Regions from separate parts of the Homo sapiens genome. Here regions 1, 3, 4 and 5 are each linked to region 2. The links are chromatin contacts, found by Hi-C or POLR2A ChIA-PET in ENCODE. All regions are on one chromosome and are shown on one strand. The core of a region is the stretch at or near the end of the contact, and the rest is flanking DNA. Distances in the headings are between cores, read along the strand shown. Region 1 holds the start of EIF2D (eukaryotic translation initiation factor 2D). Region 2 holds the start of MDM4 (MDM4 regulator of p53). Region 3 holds the start of TIMM17A (translocase of inner mitochondrial membrane 17A). Region 4 holds the start of PPP1R12B (protein phosphatase 1 regulatory subunit 12B). Region 5 overlaps IL19 (interleukin 19).

What was found. A loop is a pair of places that touch in the nucleus more often than their neighbours do. ChIA-PET counts read pairs that join two places held with the same protein, here RNA polymerase II (POLR2A). Pooled maps may share reads with other maps.
Region 1: a pooled map shows a loop between it and region 2 (5-fold over the local background). The contact joins the promoter of EIF2D here to the promoter of MDM4 in region 2. A Hi-C loop is called at or near these places in 1 of 50 pooled maps. POLR2A ChIA-PET finds 5 or more read pairs at or near these places in 2 of 52 experiments (GM12878 and naive thymus-derived CD8-positive, alpha-beta T cell).
Region 3: a pooled map shows a loop between it and region 2 (6-fold over the local background). The contact joins the promoter of TIMM17A here to the promoter of MDM4 in region 2. A Hi-C loop is called at or near these places in 4 of 50 pooled maps.
Region 4: a loop to region 2 is called in a map of CD4-positive, alpha-beta memory T cell, with 8 times the contacts of the local background. The contact joins the promoter of PPP1R12B here to the promoter of MDM4 in region 2. A Hi-C loop is called at or near these places in 2 of 168 maps with a recorded cell type or tissue (CD4-positive, alpha-beta memory T cell and natural killer cell), 2 of 37 single-sample maps with no recorded cell type and 10 of 50 pooled maps. POLR2A ChIA-PET finds 5 or more read pairs at or near these places in 1 of 52 experiments (activated B cell).
Region 5: a pooled map shows a loop between it and region 2 (3-fold over the local background). The contact joins the enhancer-like site here to the promoter of MDM4 in region 2. A Hi-C loop is called at or near these places in 2 of 37 single-sample maps with no recorded cell type and 2 of 50 pooled maps. POLR2A ChIA-PET finds 5 or more read pairs at or near these places in 1 of 52 experiments (activated CD4-positive, alpha-beta T cell).

Annotation. Positions count from the first base shown.
Region 1 is chr1:206,610,950-206,614,176 of GRCh38, reverse strand. EIF2D (eukaryotic translation initiation factor 2D) reads left to right here and starts at 1,712. Exons shown (of 15, transcript NM_006893.3): 1 at 1,712-1,890; 2 at 2,803-2,993. The coding sequence starts at 1,835. RefSeq lists a silencer at 1,450-1,659 and an enhancer at 1,950-2,019.
Region 2 is chr1:204,514,994-204,518,023 of GRCh38, reverse strand. It overlaps MDM4 (MDM4 regulator of p53), which reads right to left and starts at 1,618. Exons shown (of 11, transcript NM_002393.5): 1 at 1,515-1,618. RefSeq lists enhancers at 1,346-1,625, 1,656-1,735, 1,746-1,875, 1,314-2,224, 1,165-2,364 and 1 more.
Region 3 is chr1:201,953,741-201,956,777 of GRCh38, reverse strand. TIMM17A (translocase of inner mitochondrial membrane 17A) reads right to left here and starts at 1,275. Exons shown (of 6, transcript NM_006335.3): 1 at 1,226-1,275. The coding sequence starts at 1,251. RefSeq lists an enhancer at 997-1,286.
Region 4 is chr1:202,347,114-202,350,197 of GRCh38, reverse strand. PPP1R12B (protein phosphatase 1 regulatory subunit 12B) reads right to left here and starts at 1,499. Exons shown (of 24, transcript NM_002481.4): 1 at 1,056-1,499. The coding sequence starts at 1,346. RefSeq lists enhancers at 1,231-1,540, 1,212-1,752.
Region 5 is chr1:206,781,275-206,784,420 of GRCh38, reverse strand. The region is part of intron 1 of IL19 (interleukin 19); the gene reads right to left. Among named protein-coding and RNA genes, the nearest start is that of IL10, 10 kb to the right of the region's middle. RefSeq lists an enhancer at 18-77. Within about 2 kb of position 1,805, at least 3 of the 41 ENCODE cell types and tissues checked have a DNase peak (open chromatin) inside an H3K27ac peak, as active enhancers do.

The sequences.
Region 1 (3,227 bases), core at 463-2,962, 2.1 Mb before region 2:
ACTGCGTCACTGAATCAATTGGGATTTTTTATTGGTGAATGGACACTTGGAAGTTTTAATATGCAAAACATAATTTACTTTTATTACTTAAATTGCTTAATGTAATTTTAATATGCAAGACTTAATTTACGAAGAGCCAGGATTCCGGGTGTTTAAATCCTTGTCTCCAGGGAACACAGCTGTCCCTTTGAGGAAAACCTAATTTCTCTTCCCTGCCTGTGTGACTTTGGGACAAATCTGGGACAACAGTGAATTCTCTATTACTGTTATTACCACCCAAGTAAACTAAAAATCCGGGATGAGAAAAATCTTACAGAAAATTCTAGCTGAGGCTTCTAGCTTATAGTACAATGAATAGACCTTAATCATAGAATGCCTTTAAGAAAAACATTTAGGCCCGACTTGGTGGTTCACACCTGTCCTGTAATCCCACCACTTTGGGAGGCCGAGGCGGACAGATCTCTTGACCTCAGGAGTTTGAGACCAGCCTGGGCAACAAGGTGAGATCCTGTCTCTACAAAAAATACAAAAATTAGCCTGGTGTGGTGGTGCCCGCCTGTAGTCCCAGCTACTCGGGAGGCTGAAGCGGATGGATCGCTTGAGCCCGGGAGGTGGAGGCTGCATTGAGCTGAGATTGCGCCACTGCACTCCAGCCTGGGTGACACAGCGAGACCCTGTCTCCAAGTAAACAAAATAAAATAAAATAAAGAAAAATATTCAAAAAGCCCTCGAGGTTTTTTTGTTTGTTTGTTTGATTTTTTTGATACGGAGTCTTACTCTGTTGTCCAAGGTGGGGTGCAGTGGCACAATCTCGGCTCACGGCAACCTCTGCCTCCTGGGCTCAAGCGATCCTACCGCCTTAGCCTCCCCAGGCATGCGCCACCACACCCGGCTGAATTTTTCTTTTTTCTTTTCTTTTTTTTTTTTTTTTGAGACGGACTTTCACTCTTGTTGCCCAGGCTGGAGTGCAATTGTGCAATCTCGGCTCACCACAACCTCTGCCTCCCGGGTTCAAGCAATTCTCCTGCCTCAGCCTCCCGAGTAGCTGGGATTACAGGCATGCTCCACCATGCCCGGCTAATTTTGTATTTTTAGTACAGACAGGGTTTCTCCATGTTGATCAGGCTGGTCTCGAACTCCCGACCTCAGGTGATCCGCCCACCTCGGCCTCCCAATTCTTTTTCTTTCTTTCTTTCTTTCTTTTTTTTTTTTTTTTTTTTTTTTTTTATTTTGTATTTTTTATGGAGATGGGGTTTCGCCATGTTGCCCAGGCTGGTCTCGAACTTCTGGGCTTAAGCGGTCCGCCCGCCTCGGCCTCCCAAAGTCTGGGATAACAGGCTTGGGCCACCGCGCCCGGCCGAAGCCTGAACTGTTTATCAGTTCAATTATTTTTGCGGAATTGAACCGAACCGAATGGAATGGGAGCTTGCAGAGAGCTTCTACTCAAAGCAGTTCCTAAGGTTGATGGGGTGGAAGGAAATAAACAGAACAGCTATTGGCGTGGCCGAGTCGCTACGGACGGGGAACCCGAGCCGCTCGCGCAGGCGCAGAGCCAGGCCCGCGAGGGGATGGGAAGGTGGGGGGGAGGGGCGTTCCCTGGGCCCTGCCCCTCCCTGCCCTGCTTTAGTTCCAGGTACCGCCACTGGGGGCGGCCGCGGCCTCCCCAGCGGCAACGGCCACGAAGCTGCGCGGCCCTGGTTTCCAGCCGGGCCCTTTTCGCGGCCGGGCCCCAGCATGGCTGCCCCCACGGCTGAGGGCCTGGCAGCTGCTGCGCCCTCGCTTTCTTGACATTCCCTGGCTTCTGTGCTCTCTTCCCCAGGCCACCCCAGCAGACATGTTTGCCAAGGCCTTTCGGGTCAAGTCCAACACGGCCATCAAGGGGTCGGACAGGTGAGGGAGGAAAGGGGCCTGCTCTGCCACGGAACAACCAGACACCTCTTGGGCCCCGCTGGCCCATAGCCCTCGCTATTCTTGGCCGACATCCTCGGGTGGAGGCCGAGGGGTATGCCAGGGAAGGGACCCCAGGAGGCAAGGGTGGGTTAGACACATTTTGAGGTGAGGATGGAGGGGGACCTGGCTCTCTTTTGGATAGTCTAGTGAGTTTAAAAGAAAACGTAGTTAAGTCAGAGTTTACTGACTGCAGACTATTTAAGGTGTTGTGGAGAATGCAGAAGTGAAGGAATACAGAATTCTTGCCCTCCAAAGAGCTTAATGCCCCTTGGGAGAGATCGGATGGGATACCAAGAATTAAAAGTATAAGAGAAAAAAATGACTAGTGATTAATTCTGGCAGGAGAGACAGCTGGAAACTGAGGTGGGAGGGAATAAGGCACATGTGGTAAGAAGAACTGTATCTGTTCAGACAGGGTCACAAATGGAGATTGTGTTTGGAATTTTGTAACCAGTGCTTTATAGTTGTCTATAGGTCTCATGGCATAGTTATTTAATCATAAACTGGCATATTTGCGAAGCATGTATGAGAAAGGAGTGGGCCCAAGGGCTAGGCATGAAGTCAGGAAGGCAGGGCTGTTTCCTGTGTCAGGCTAACTTGGATTGTTCACTGGGCCTGTTTTCCCACCCATAAAATGGGAAGGCATACCCCAGGAATGAGTGAAAATAGATGACAATGGATGAAAAAGAGTTTAGGATGTTTCAGAAGAGTGTGTGTGAGACTAGGACATCATAAACCAGGCAATCTTTCTTTGGCCCTTGTGATTTTATAGTGAGCACTTTTGAGTTCGTTCTTGATATTTATTAAAAGTCTGTCCAGGCAGCATTCACAGTGCTGGTGTGCTTTCCACAGGAGAAAGCTTCGAGCTGATGTGACAACTGCTTTCCCCACCCTTGGAACTGATCAAGTCTCTGAGTTAGTACCTGGAAAGGAGGAGCTCAACATTGTGAAGTTGTATGCTCACAAAGGGGATGCAGTGACTGTGTACGTGAGTGGTGGTAACCCCATCCTCTTTGAACTGGAGAAAAATCTGTATCCAACAGGTATGACAACAGGACGAAGATGGCCATTACCATTAGGTAGTTCTTGCCTAACATCTGCTTCTCTCTGTTTCTTCCATTGTCTCCCATAAAATAAGCAAGCACGAAATCTCCCAATACCATCCCCAAGGATCTTTATGGACCTGGTGTTCCTAGAATTGGGTCTTTCAATTCTAGGATGCAAAAGGTTTTCTCTTATGCAAAACCACTATAGGAGGGATTAAAAAAAGGGCTGAC
Region 2 (3,030 bases), core at 369-2,868:
CTATGACACTGATTTTTTTATTTTTTGCAGAGATGGGGCTCAGTTTGTTGCCTAGGCTGGTGTCGAACTCCGAGACTCAAGCAAACCTGCCCCCTTGGCCTCCCAAAGTGCTGGGATTAAAGGTGTGAGCCACTGGGCCTGGCCGAAATCCCATCTATTAAAAAAAAAATGTATGAGGAGAGAGAAGACTAAATCTAAACTGAGATACAGTAATACTTAACACCAAGAGGTTCCAAGTATCTTTGACAGATACTAGTTCCACGTGCCAACAGCACAGAGCTGCAGCATTTTCTCCGGGTGTTGCTTTTAAACTGTGGTTTTCGGCCGGGCACGGTGGCTCACGCCTGTAATCCCAACACTTTCGGAGGCCGAGGTGGGCGGATCACCTGAGGTCTGGAGTTCGAGAACAGCCTGGCCAACCTGGTGAAACCTCATCTCTAATAAAACACAAAATTAGCCAGGCGTGGTGGCGCACACCTGTAATCCCAGCGACCCGGGAGGCTGAGGCAGAAGAATCACTTGAACCCGTGAGGCAGAAGTTGCAGTGAGCCAAGATCGCGCCACTGCACGCCAGCCTGGGCAAAAAGAGCGAAACTCCACTCAAAAAAAACAAAAACAAAACAAAAACACAACCAAAAAAACCTGTGGTTTTCAAGCTTTAAGGTATACAAAAATCACTGGGAGGTGTGCTCATTAAAATATATTTCTCTGAGCCCCATCTCGATACTGTCTGTAGGTTTCAGTGTGGCCCCAAAACGAACATTTTTTCTTTTTTTTTTTTTGAGACGGAATCTCCCTCTGTAGCCCAAGCTGGAGTGCAGTGGCGCGATCTCGACTCACTGCAACCCCCGCCCACGGATTCAAGTGATTCTCCTGCCTCAGCCTCCCGAGTAGCTAGGATTACAGGCATGCGCCACCACACACATCTAATATTTTTGTATTTTTACTAGAGACGGGGTTTCACCAGGTTGGCCAGGTTGGTCTCGAACTCCTGTCCTCAGGTAGATCCACCCACCTCGGCCTCCTGAAGTGCTGGGATTACAGGCGTGAGCCACCGCGCCAAGCCAAAACAAGCATTTTCAAACAAGCACTCAAGTGCCTCTAAGGTAGACTGTCCGCAGACCTAAAAACTAACTTAAAAACTTAAGACACGTCAATGTCATTCTACCCGGTTCCCTCTCTCCCACCTCCTTTCTCCAAATTGCCTCAACAGTCCTCAAATGTTGTGTCCAGTTAAACTCAATCCAACTACGTCGACTTTAGGTTTGTCACCTGTTGGCCAAAGTTACTTCACGTCACCCCACCTCCACTTTTATCTTCCGCGAGCCCTCATCCCACAACTCTTCCCCTCCCCCCGAGCCCTTCTTCCGCCTGGCGCGGCCTTCCCCACGCCGCCCGACCCACCTCTCAAGCTCCTCCCGCCCGCTACCCGCACAACTGGCGGTACGGCCGCCTGCTCCTCACTCTCCAGCTCCCGCTCCCGGCACCCCGCCGACGAAGGCCAAGAGCCACACCTTACGGCAGCTCCATGAGTCGCTCCCCCGCCGAGCCCGGGTGGGGGGAGGGGTGGCAGTCACAGATCCTAGGGCCTCGGCAGCATTTTGAAATGGCGAGTAATGAAGCCGCAACTTCCGGCCTCCCACACGGCCTCACACGAGGGCTTCCGGTGAGGCCTCCGGAAACCATAGATGGAGCAATGGGAGGACTAGAGAGCTAGAAAGGCTGAGCTCACTACCATAGAGTAGATCCTAGTCCGGGGAGAGAGTCGTGGGGCCCGAACGGTTGAAAGTCGTCAGATTTGAAGAGATAATAAGTGAGGGACTTGCAGGGTCTTGTGATATTTACAGACGTGTATTAGGAGATCAGAAAACAGAGAAGAGGAAGAGCTAAGGTCATAATCACAGGCTGCCTTCAGCTCTTCGGAAAAACTACGCTTCCTCTGCCATTCCCCAGTCCTCACCCTTACTCCCCAAGGGTGGTAGGGAAGGGAAACGGAGCGATGGCGGCACTAGGGTGGCAAGGAAGCTTGAAGCCATGTCAAATAAATAGTTGAAAGCACCAGCCGCTGTGGCTCACGCCTGTAATCCCAGCACTTTGGGAGGCCTAAGGCAGGCGGATCACCTGAGGTCAGGAGTTCGAGACCAGTCTGACCAATATGGTGAAACCCTGTTTCTACTAAAAATACAAAATTAGTCGGGTGTGGTGGCGCATGCCTGTAATCCCAGCTACTCAGGAGAATCGTTTGAACTTGGGAGGCGGAGGTTGCAGTGAGCCGAGATAGCGCCATTCCAGCCTGGGCAACAAGAGCGAAACTCCTCAAAAAAAAAAAAAAAAAAGAAAAAGAAATAGTTGAAGGCTCAAGGGAGTTTTTAACCTGCATATAAACGAGGGAGGCCGGGCGCAGTGGCTCTCCCCTGTAATCCCAGCGCACTTTGGGAGGCCGAGGCGGGCGGATCACCTGAGGTCAGCAGTTCGAGACCATCCTGCCCAACATGGCGAAACCCCCGTTTCTACTAAAAATACAAAAAATTAGCGGGGCATGGTGGCGGTCACCTGTAATCCCAGCTACTTAGGAGGCCGAGGCAGGAGAATCGTTTGAACCCGGGTGGCGGAGGTTGCAGTGAGCCGAGATAGCGCCATTGCACTCCAGCCTGGGCGACAAGAGCGAAACTGCATCTCAAAAAAAAAAAAAAAAAAAAAGAGGGAAAGGGTTGAGCATAGAAATTGGAAGCTGTCTTCAAATAACTGAATAGTATAATATTGGAAATAACGGAGCCTTATTCTCTTCTCCAAAGTGCAGAACTAAAACCAATAGAAATTACAAGGCAGTATTTTTAAGCTCAGAAAATCCTCTAACATTTAGAGTTGTTCTGAAATAAATGAAATTAGGTATTTGGGGGAAGTAATGTCATTTGAAGACAGCCTGCCTGAGAGGTTTGTTGAAAGCTCTTCTATATTAGGAAACATTAAAACTGGCTGTGTAACCCAAGAAAGCTCCATCTCAGTGTTCTTTGCACCTGTCTTTTAGCA
Region 3 (3,037 bases), core at 26-2,525, 2.6 Mb after region 2:
CACCATACTGGCCAGGCTGGTCTTGAACTCCTGACCTCGTGATCCGCCTCGGCCTTCCAAAGTGCTGGGATTACAGGCGTGAGCCACCACACCCGGCCTTATTTTTCTAAGATCTTTAACTCAACATAGTTAAATATTTTAACTCTCTGCTAACCTGTGTCATTATAGTACATCAAACAGCTATTTACAGTGTGCTGAGTCCTACATATCTGAGCACAATCCAGAATGGAGGATAACTGCTTTGAAGAAGATAAGTTTGAAGAGCCAGGAGACCCTAAAACTTATATTTTGTATGCCATTTATGGGAGAGGGGAACATAAAACATGCAACAAGGCTAGGATACCAGAGTAGTAATTTAAGGTCCTGGGCACTTTCACAAATTGAGGACATCTTGGTTGTTGCTCTTACACAATAAAACAAATGATTAACCGAAATATCAAGATTTGATTTTTTACCTATGACCCTAGAAACTTTAAACTCTGGCAACCTGAGACTTCTGACAGCAATTACATCGTTTTATAATTATCTATGTGTCTGGTTTATTCATACTCAATAAACGCTGGATGTAACAATGAATTTCTGTCCATGGCTTTTCAGAGAACACATGCTATTACCTCTTCCTATTTCCCAGGTAATTTTTGTCCCCCTCTACCCTCAAGAAAGAATTCCAAGAAGGAAAACAAGGCCCCACGCAATAAAGAAGCTTATCCAGACCCCTTGGCTAAAATCTATGTTCCATTCATTTAAAATGCTTCACTCTGTGGACACATATCATGATACAAGTAAAACCTCAAGAATGACACTCCCTCAAATGCCTATTCTTCAGTTCCTCAACGCAGGAACTGAGCAAGGCGAGACGGAGGGACGCGCCCAAGGTCACCTCGACGAACAGGGGGGATTATAACTGGCCCCGCATAAAGTCGATTACGCCCTGCGTTGGGAGGAGGTTCCGAGGTTCTATCAAACTCAAGTCTGGACCTCCTTACCATCCATCACAAGGTCACACGGGTGCTGGGTTGGGAGAGGGAGGCTCACGCGGCCGGGGAGGTACTAAGTACAGGGCTAAGAAGCCGACTGGCCGCGAAAGACCGCATTGCCCAGTTACCAGGCCCAAGTCGACGAGGCTGCGGTTGAGTCTGGCTTGCACCTTGGGAGCCTGGACAAGGGAGAAGGAGGGCAGTGGGCAGGGGGGCAAGAGAAATGCAAAGACAGCGGTGAAGCTCACCAAGGCTCTCGCGCGTACTCCTCCATCTTGACTCCAATGCCGCGAGTGATGCCGGGCAAGCTGGGCGGAGCCTGACCCCAGAGGCGGAAGTGATCCCGAGAGGAGGGCGTTAAGGTCTATGAGCATTGGTTCACCATTTCCCGCTGCAGCCAATGGGAGCCAGGACTCCTGTGGCCAGCGTGTGGTCGGGGCATTGGCCGCGGCGTGGCGAGACTGGCCCTGCCCACGTCCTCAAAGGCCGCGAGTCCCGGCTGTGTGGGCGGGGGGCTACCAATGACGGAGTCACACTACCCGGTCACCAGAGGTTCCGTGGACTGAAATCAACGCGATACTGCCTAAATACGCTTCTTTCTTTCCCTTCCCTTCCGCCTTCCCTTCCCCCTTCCCTTCCCCCTTTCCTTTTCTTCTCTCCTTCCATCCTTTTTCTTTCTTTCTTTTTCTTTTCTTCTTCTTTTTTTTTTTGAGACAGAGTCTGGCTCTGTCGCCCAGGCTGGAGTGCAGCGGCGAGATCTCGGCTCACTGCAACCTCCGCCTCCCGAGTTCAAGCGATTCTCCTGCCTTAGCCTCCTGAGTAGCTGGGACTACAGGCGGGCGCCACCAGGTCCGGCTAATTTTTATGTTTTTTTAGTAGAGACGGGGTTTCGCCATGTTGATCAGGCTGGACTCGAACTCCTGACCTCGTGATCCGCCCACCTCGGCCTCCCAGAGTGCTAGAATTACAGGCGTGAGCCGCCGCACCCGGCCTCTTTCTTTCTCTTCTTTTCTTTTCTTTCCTTTCTCTCTCTTCTTTTTCTTTCTTTCTTTTTTGGTACTTTTGCTGTCAAATGTGGATTAATGCTATCTTATTCGTCACTTACTGTGAAGCTGTTACCAAATACACGTAGCTCCTTTAGGGCAAACAGTGTCTCAGTGATTTATAATAACCACAGTGCCTGGAATGTAGTAGATGCTCAATAAATGTTTGTGAACTGGAACTGTTTGGGCCATCTGGAGAGCCATGACCAATTTGGAGCCCTCGATTTCAGGGACATTGACACCAGAGCCTCTCACAGGCCTCTCCACTAATGATCACCAGAAGGTGTGAAGATGTTTGGCTCGGAGAAGAGGGGACTTATGGGGACCAGGCCGGGCGTGGTGACACGTGCCTGTAGCCCTGACTGTTCGGGAGACTGAGGCGGGAAGATAGCTTGAGCCCAGGAGATCTACCCCGCAGGGAGCTGTGATCATGCCACTGCACTCTAGTGACAGAGTGAGACACTGTCAAAAAAAAAAAAAAAAAAAGGTTGGGACCCATGGAGCTTTTAGTTTACTGTCAACAAAATCCCAATCATGTGATGGCTGTTAAAGTGCTCCTCTCCATTCTGTACGTTTGTAATTAACTTTAAAAATATGTATATATTTATTTTACGGAAAAGTCAATGTCATAAATAATGGAAGAGGCCGGGCGCAGTGGCACACGCCTGTAATCCCAGCACTTTGGGAGGCCGAGGCGGGCGGATCACGAGGTCAGGAGTTCGAGACCAGCCTGACCAACATGGTGAAACCCCGTCTCTACTAAAAATACAAAATTTAGCCTGGCGTGTTGCCTGTAATCCCAGCTAGTCAGGAGGCTGAGGCAGGAGAATGGCTTGAACGTGGGAGGTGGAAGTTGCAGTGAGCTAAGATTGTGCCTGGGTGACAGAGCGAGACTCCACCTCAAATAAATAAATAAATAAAGGAAGACTGCAAAGAGGAGTGAGGGTCTCTCCAAAAGCTTGGAAATAAAGTAAGCAGATGAATCGAACCCTCCATGGAACTAAAGATTATCAATAA
Region 4 (3,084 bases), core at 250-2,749, 2.2 Mb after region 2:
GGTTGCAAACATAGTGAGAAGTAACTTTTTAAGCTATTGGCTAAATATATTTAGGGAAGTGGTCTGATATAAAGTTGAGTTATTATTTAGAAGTAGATTCTCATGCCAATACATTCACTTTGCACAGACGGCAGAAGAAGAAAAATACAAAAGATTAAGAGTGGGTGTCCGGCTCTCAGCTCACCAAAATAACTGATGAAGTTCCATTTGAGGAGAGAGGGGTAGTTAGTCATGGCAGTCAGTAGACAGAGAATATTGCTGCATTAGGTGACAGAAGTAAAGGTGTCGTTACCAAGCACAGATTATCCACAATCCATATAGTATAGCTATACATGGGGCATGGGATTTCTATAGAGCACTTTAGAAAAAAAAATAGAAAAATAGAAAAGCTATTCCATAAGTATCAAACAGAGGTAATTCAGTAACTTAGTTCTCCATAGGAAGCTCTCAGGGAGGTAGCACTGCTGAGAAGGAAGTTAAGATACCTAAAACAACGAGGTCCAGCGTGTTCTAGGAGCTGTAGCCTAGAGGCAACACAAACTGTTTTGAAGTACTACAAATCAACAAAACAAGAGGTGTGGTTTCAGACCTGCTTGTCTTTACCCAGTAAAGGGCTTTACTCTTTAAGTGATATAAGATATTCTATAACGGGGACACACAACAACTGAATTTTCTGAAAGGGCATCAAACAAATGACACTGTGCCTATGAGTGACGCGGTGTGCAGGCACGCCAACCAGACATAAGTGAAGATAACTAATCTACAGGGATAAGACCAGGGACAAAAATCACCAGTAACCATGACAACACAAGTAGGTGGAGGGAAATACAAACACTGACCAAGCAGCGGGGTGACGCTATTCCTAAGACCCTGGGGTCAGAAAAAGACTTGATTAGTGGAGGAAGCTGGCCAAGAATGAAACCGATTAGCCCAAAAGGGCAGTGTCCATGCAGAAGGAGTCGGCGGCAACACTGATACTCCCCATGGGGTGGCTCGCAGGGTCAAAGGCTCATCTGTAGGAGACTGGACGCCTCTAAGACCAAGAAAGGAGTTACCTGGTGCAGGGCTGTCAAGCCGTCCACGTTGACCGTGTTGATATCAGCACCTCTTGCCAGAAGCTTTCTCACCTCGTCGGTGTCCCCGCTAGAGCAGGCGGCCAGAAAGACAGCACCGTCCTCGAAGCGGACCCTGGGGCTCCCGCGCCTGGTCAGCGGCTGCCGCCCCGCGCCTCGTCGCTCCGCAGGCTCCTGCTCTGTCAGCGAGCCCCGCCAGCGCCGAAGCTGCTCTGCCCGCCGCATTCGCGCCGACTCTGCCCGCTTCCCTCCTAGGTGCTCCAGTTCCGCCATTGCTCCGGCCTCGGCAGCTGCTGCCAAAACTACCAACACTAAATTACTGTTGGGGCTCGAGTTGCCGCTGCCGCCTCTCTCAGAGCGCTTCAGCCCGGAGCAGAGGGCGGAGACCCTCGCGCCGCCATCTTTACTCCTCCCGCCAGTAGTACCGCCCGCACGCTCCCTCGGCTTCAATACGCAGGCGCTGCCCGGCCTCGGGTCATCACGGGACTCGTAGTAAGAGGCCTGCCCTAAGTGCACTTGGTGGCCGTAAGGGAACTACAAATCCCTGGATGCATCAGAAAAAAGGCGAGGACCGGCGGCTCTCTCTTTCGCCACGGGACCCAGTGGGGTCACCTTTGCCCTAAAGCTGGAACTGTCTCCTGGACTGGCGTCAGCCTCTTCCTCTGGGCATTTTGGGAGTTGTAGTTTATTCTTGTTATGACTAGTAACTAATCTTATCTCCCTAATTATCACATCAATTCTTTGGAGTGGAAAAAAGGCGGTAATTATTCCTGTTTTCTGGAGGAGAGAACTAAACATTAAGTACCTAAACGACTGGATTCTATATCCTAGTTCTAAGTCTAGGGTTTTATTAACATGTGTATTAATCACGGTAAATGTGAATGAGCGTGGGGAAGAGGAGCATACATACAGATACAGTATTACATGTTTTACATAAATACTGTCAACTTACTCCAGGCCCAGAAAAGATCTTGAAAATGATGCATTCAGATGTAGTGAAAAGAGTTTAAGCTGTGAATTTAAATTGAATTCACAGCCGCAGACAAATTACTTGACTTCTCTTAGCCAGTTTTCTTATGTGTAAAATGGGAATAACATCTCACAGGGTAGTCATGTGGATCAAATGAAATAATACATGCAAGGATGCCTAATACTATCTTTGGCACATATTGGATCCCAATAAATAATTTCTCTTCCTTCTCCCTCCTCCTCCTCCTCTACTCTTTTCATATACCTTAAATTTTTACAAGACAGAATAGATGTCTTCCATGATTTTTATTTCTTTTCTTTTGAGACAGAGTCTCACTCTGTCACCCAGGCTGAGTGCAATGGCGCAATCACGGCTCACTGCAGACTCAACCTCCTGGGCTCAAGCGATCCTCCCACCTCAGTCTCCCCAGTAGCTAGGACTACAGGTGCCCACCACCACACCCACTATTTTTTTATTTTTTTGTAGAGACAAGGTCTCACCATGTTGCCCAGGCTGGTCTGGAACTCTTAGACACAAGCGATCCTCCTGCCTCAGCCTCCCAAAGTGTTGGTATTACAGCCCTGAGCCACTGTACCTGTCCCATGATTTTTTTTTTCAAAGCTAGAGAAAGATACTATCAAGCATACTAAATCATACTAAATTCCTAAGGTAGCAAATAGAACATTTTTATATTCACCAAGACTGGGTTATAAAACATGTATCTGTCCGATTGTTTTGTTTTGTTTTGTTTTGTTTGAGACAGGGTCTCGCTCTGTCACCCAGGCTGGAGGGCAGTGGCATGGTCGTGGATCACTGTAGCCTCAACCTCCCAGGCTGAAGCGATCCTCCCACCTCAGCCCCCCAAGTAGCTGGGACTACAGGCCTGTGTCACTATGCCTGGCTAACTTTTGTATTTTTTGTAGAGACAGGGTTTTGCCATGTTGCTCAGGCTAGTCTTGAGCTCCTGGGCTCAAGTGTTCCACCCACCTCAGTCTCCCAAAGTGTTGGTATTACAGGCATGAGCCACCGCATCCGGCCAGT
Region 5 (3,146 bases), core at 556-3,055, 2.3 Mb before region 2:
CTGACAGGGCCTGGTCTTGTGCTGACCTGGTGGATTTGGAAAGGAAGGAAAATATGTATCAGAACCACTCATGTTCGCTCGCTCCTGCCGAGGGGAACAGAAGGGGCAGGCTGGGAGGAGAGATAGGGGAATCACAAAATTTAAGGGCATTAGCTTTGGAAATCTTCTTAGAAAAACAACTCTGGCAAGCCCTTGGATTATTGATGCGGAAAGCAAGGCCAAGGGATGAAAAGGAACTTGTTTGGGATCTCATAGTAGAAGGTCCAGGGCTGGAAACTAGGCCTCCTAAATGCCTGAGCCAGTCAGTCTTTCTACTATGAGACTGACTTCTCTGTCTCCCTGTAACATCCTCAGAATATTGGAGTTGAAATTGGTCTGTTCCAAGTCTTCAGATCCACGAAGAGACATACTTAGCTTTTAGCAGCTGAGTATTCCCAAGGAAAAACATCAACCACTACACTTCAGGTGGGCTGGCTACTTGCTGTATGTCAAGTATTCATCCAAGCATTGTGTACAGTCACTCATTCCGCCCTTGCAACACTACGACAGCACCAATTATCATCTCCAATTGTATATAGATACTGCCGCACAGGGAGGCTCAGAAACTTGCCCAAGGTCACACAGATGGGAAAGGGCAGAGCTGGGTTGCAAACCCAGTCCGACTCCAGGGCCCGCACACTTAACCACCATGCTCTGCTGCAAAGACAAGCCCAAAGACAGAGCACATCTTGGGGTTTCCAATAACAGAACACTTGGACCCAGGGTAGGGCTGGGGGTTGAGCAAAGTGGGGAAGGCACTTCCAGCCTTTGCTGTCAGAGGTATATAAGGTCTGCCACATAAGAGAGGCTCAAGTGCACAACCCTTAGCCGCTTTCGTGAAACCAGTTGACTACCTGATACCAATTTATATCCAACCCACTGCTTGAGGCACCTGAATTCAAGGTTCTTGCTGGGAACAGTCTCAGATCACCCAAAAGCCAAGGTACAAACAGATTCTCCTTAATTACTTGAAAGAATAATACTGTTTAGAAAGTATTCCTTGTATTTTAAGTATTTTAATCTTAAAAAGAATACTTTTAAAATCATCAAAAGAGTATCAGAACCTTGTTGGGCCTCCTTAAACTATTTTGAACTACATCTGAAGGTCGAGACAACTTAGGGCCTCTGGAGTTCTTAGTCCAGCACCCTGGGAAAAGGAGTTTCTTTTTCCCCTCCTTCTATAGATGGTCTCCCACAATCAGGTGGGCAACCAGGGATTGAGCTTTAATATGACCACACAATGTCTGACCCAGTTCCTAAAAGGGTGCCCTCCTTATAAAATGATTTCTAAGTTCACCAGAGCACTTAGAGCTCACCTACTGTGTGTGCCAGGCAAATCTGCATGGGATGAGACGAGAATGGCAAGCCAATGATATTGATTTAATTGGACAAATTCTGGCCAGTGGGGCTAGGAAATGTCTGTTTTTATTTTCAATGTTGTTCTAAAAACTGAGAAAGCACAAGAGTTACCAAAGACTAAGCAGGGTTTTTAATGCCCCTTAGAATTAAAGAGGAGGGAGAGAGGAGAATAAAAGGCAGAAGAAGAAAGCAGAGCCCAAAATAAGCCTGCAGTAGAGCCTGTCCAACAGCTCTGTGCCCCTTGACCACACCCAGCCTCTAGAACCTAGTCCTAGGCCTGGGGCCCCTTGGAGAAGGGGTTTACAGTAATGACAGGTCACTGGCAAATCAACCCCAGAACTCCCATGGGTTTTGACTTGAAACCACAAACACCGCTTGTGAGGCACTGTAGCTTCCGTGACATGTGAGAGGCTCACAGGAGCTGCTAAACTGAAAGACCACCCTGGCTATTTGGAAACTCTGAATAAAGAATACAGCAGTAGGCTTCTCCCTTGTCTACCCAAGCCAGGTGCCCTTTGGGTACATCCTCTGCACCTGCCTCTGAGGCCACACTTTGATCATTCTCCTCCTACTTGTCCTCACCCAGAGATTTCTGTGAAACACTTACAGCATTCATTCTCTAAGGGTGGTCTGAGAAACCCTGAGAGGTCTTCCCTTTTCCAGGGGAAAATTCTTATGCTCCAACTAAAACGGCATATTACAACAGACCGCATGTAAGAGCAGTTGTGAGGATCCTGCTTCTATCAAGCCAGAGAGTTAAAAATGCTTGGAAAAAAATGCAGAACACTGCCACTCTTCTCACTAAATGTGTTTTGGTTTGGAAAATAGTTACATCTCATTTAAAAATGCCATGTTAACATGTAAGGGTTTATTATTGTTTATGACTTTAAAAAGATGTCATAGGAGGTATTTTTAAAAATTTATCAGTTTTACTTTCTAATATGATAAATGTTTACACATATATGTATATATAACTATATACATATATATGTATATATAACTATATACATATATATGTATATATAACATATACATATATATGTATATATAACATATACATATATATGTATATATAACTATATACATATATATGTATATATAACTATATACATATATATGTATATATAACTATATACATATATATGTATATATAACTATATACATATATATGTATATATAACCCACATAAGTGAAAGCTCTTTGGGGGTCCTCTATAACTTTGAAGATGTAAAAGAGTCCTGGATCCACATAGTTCGCCAACAGCTGACTTAGGGAACCGGGGGCAAGGCTGGACGCAGTTGCTCGCACCCACTCCCTTTCCCTTCTCCCTTAGTCTATGAGCTAAGAGGGGCACATGTAAATGACAGTCATAGTGGAAGTAGCATGAATCCAGGGTGGGAGGAAGCAACTGCATCTTCATGTGTGATGCAGCTGTGCATCCAAAATGCACAAAACACACGGAGTATGGGGAGGATTGAGAGTCAGTGGCACGTTTTAGAGGTAAGGACCAGAATGGGCAGGATGATGTCCTTCTGAGCAAAGTGCTCAACTTCCTCCTCTCTCTCTTTTTTTTCTTTTTTTTTCTTTTTTTTTTTTTTTTTTTTTTTTGAGACAGAGTCTTGCTCTGTCGCCCAGGCTGGAGCACAGTGGCGCGATCTCTGCTCACTGCAGCCTCAGCCTCCCAGATTCAAGTGATTCTCCTGCCTCAGCCTCACCACGCCCAGCTAATTTTTGTATTTTTAGTAGAG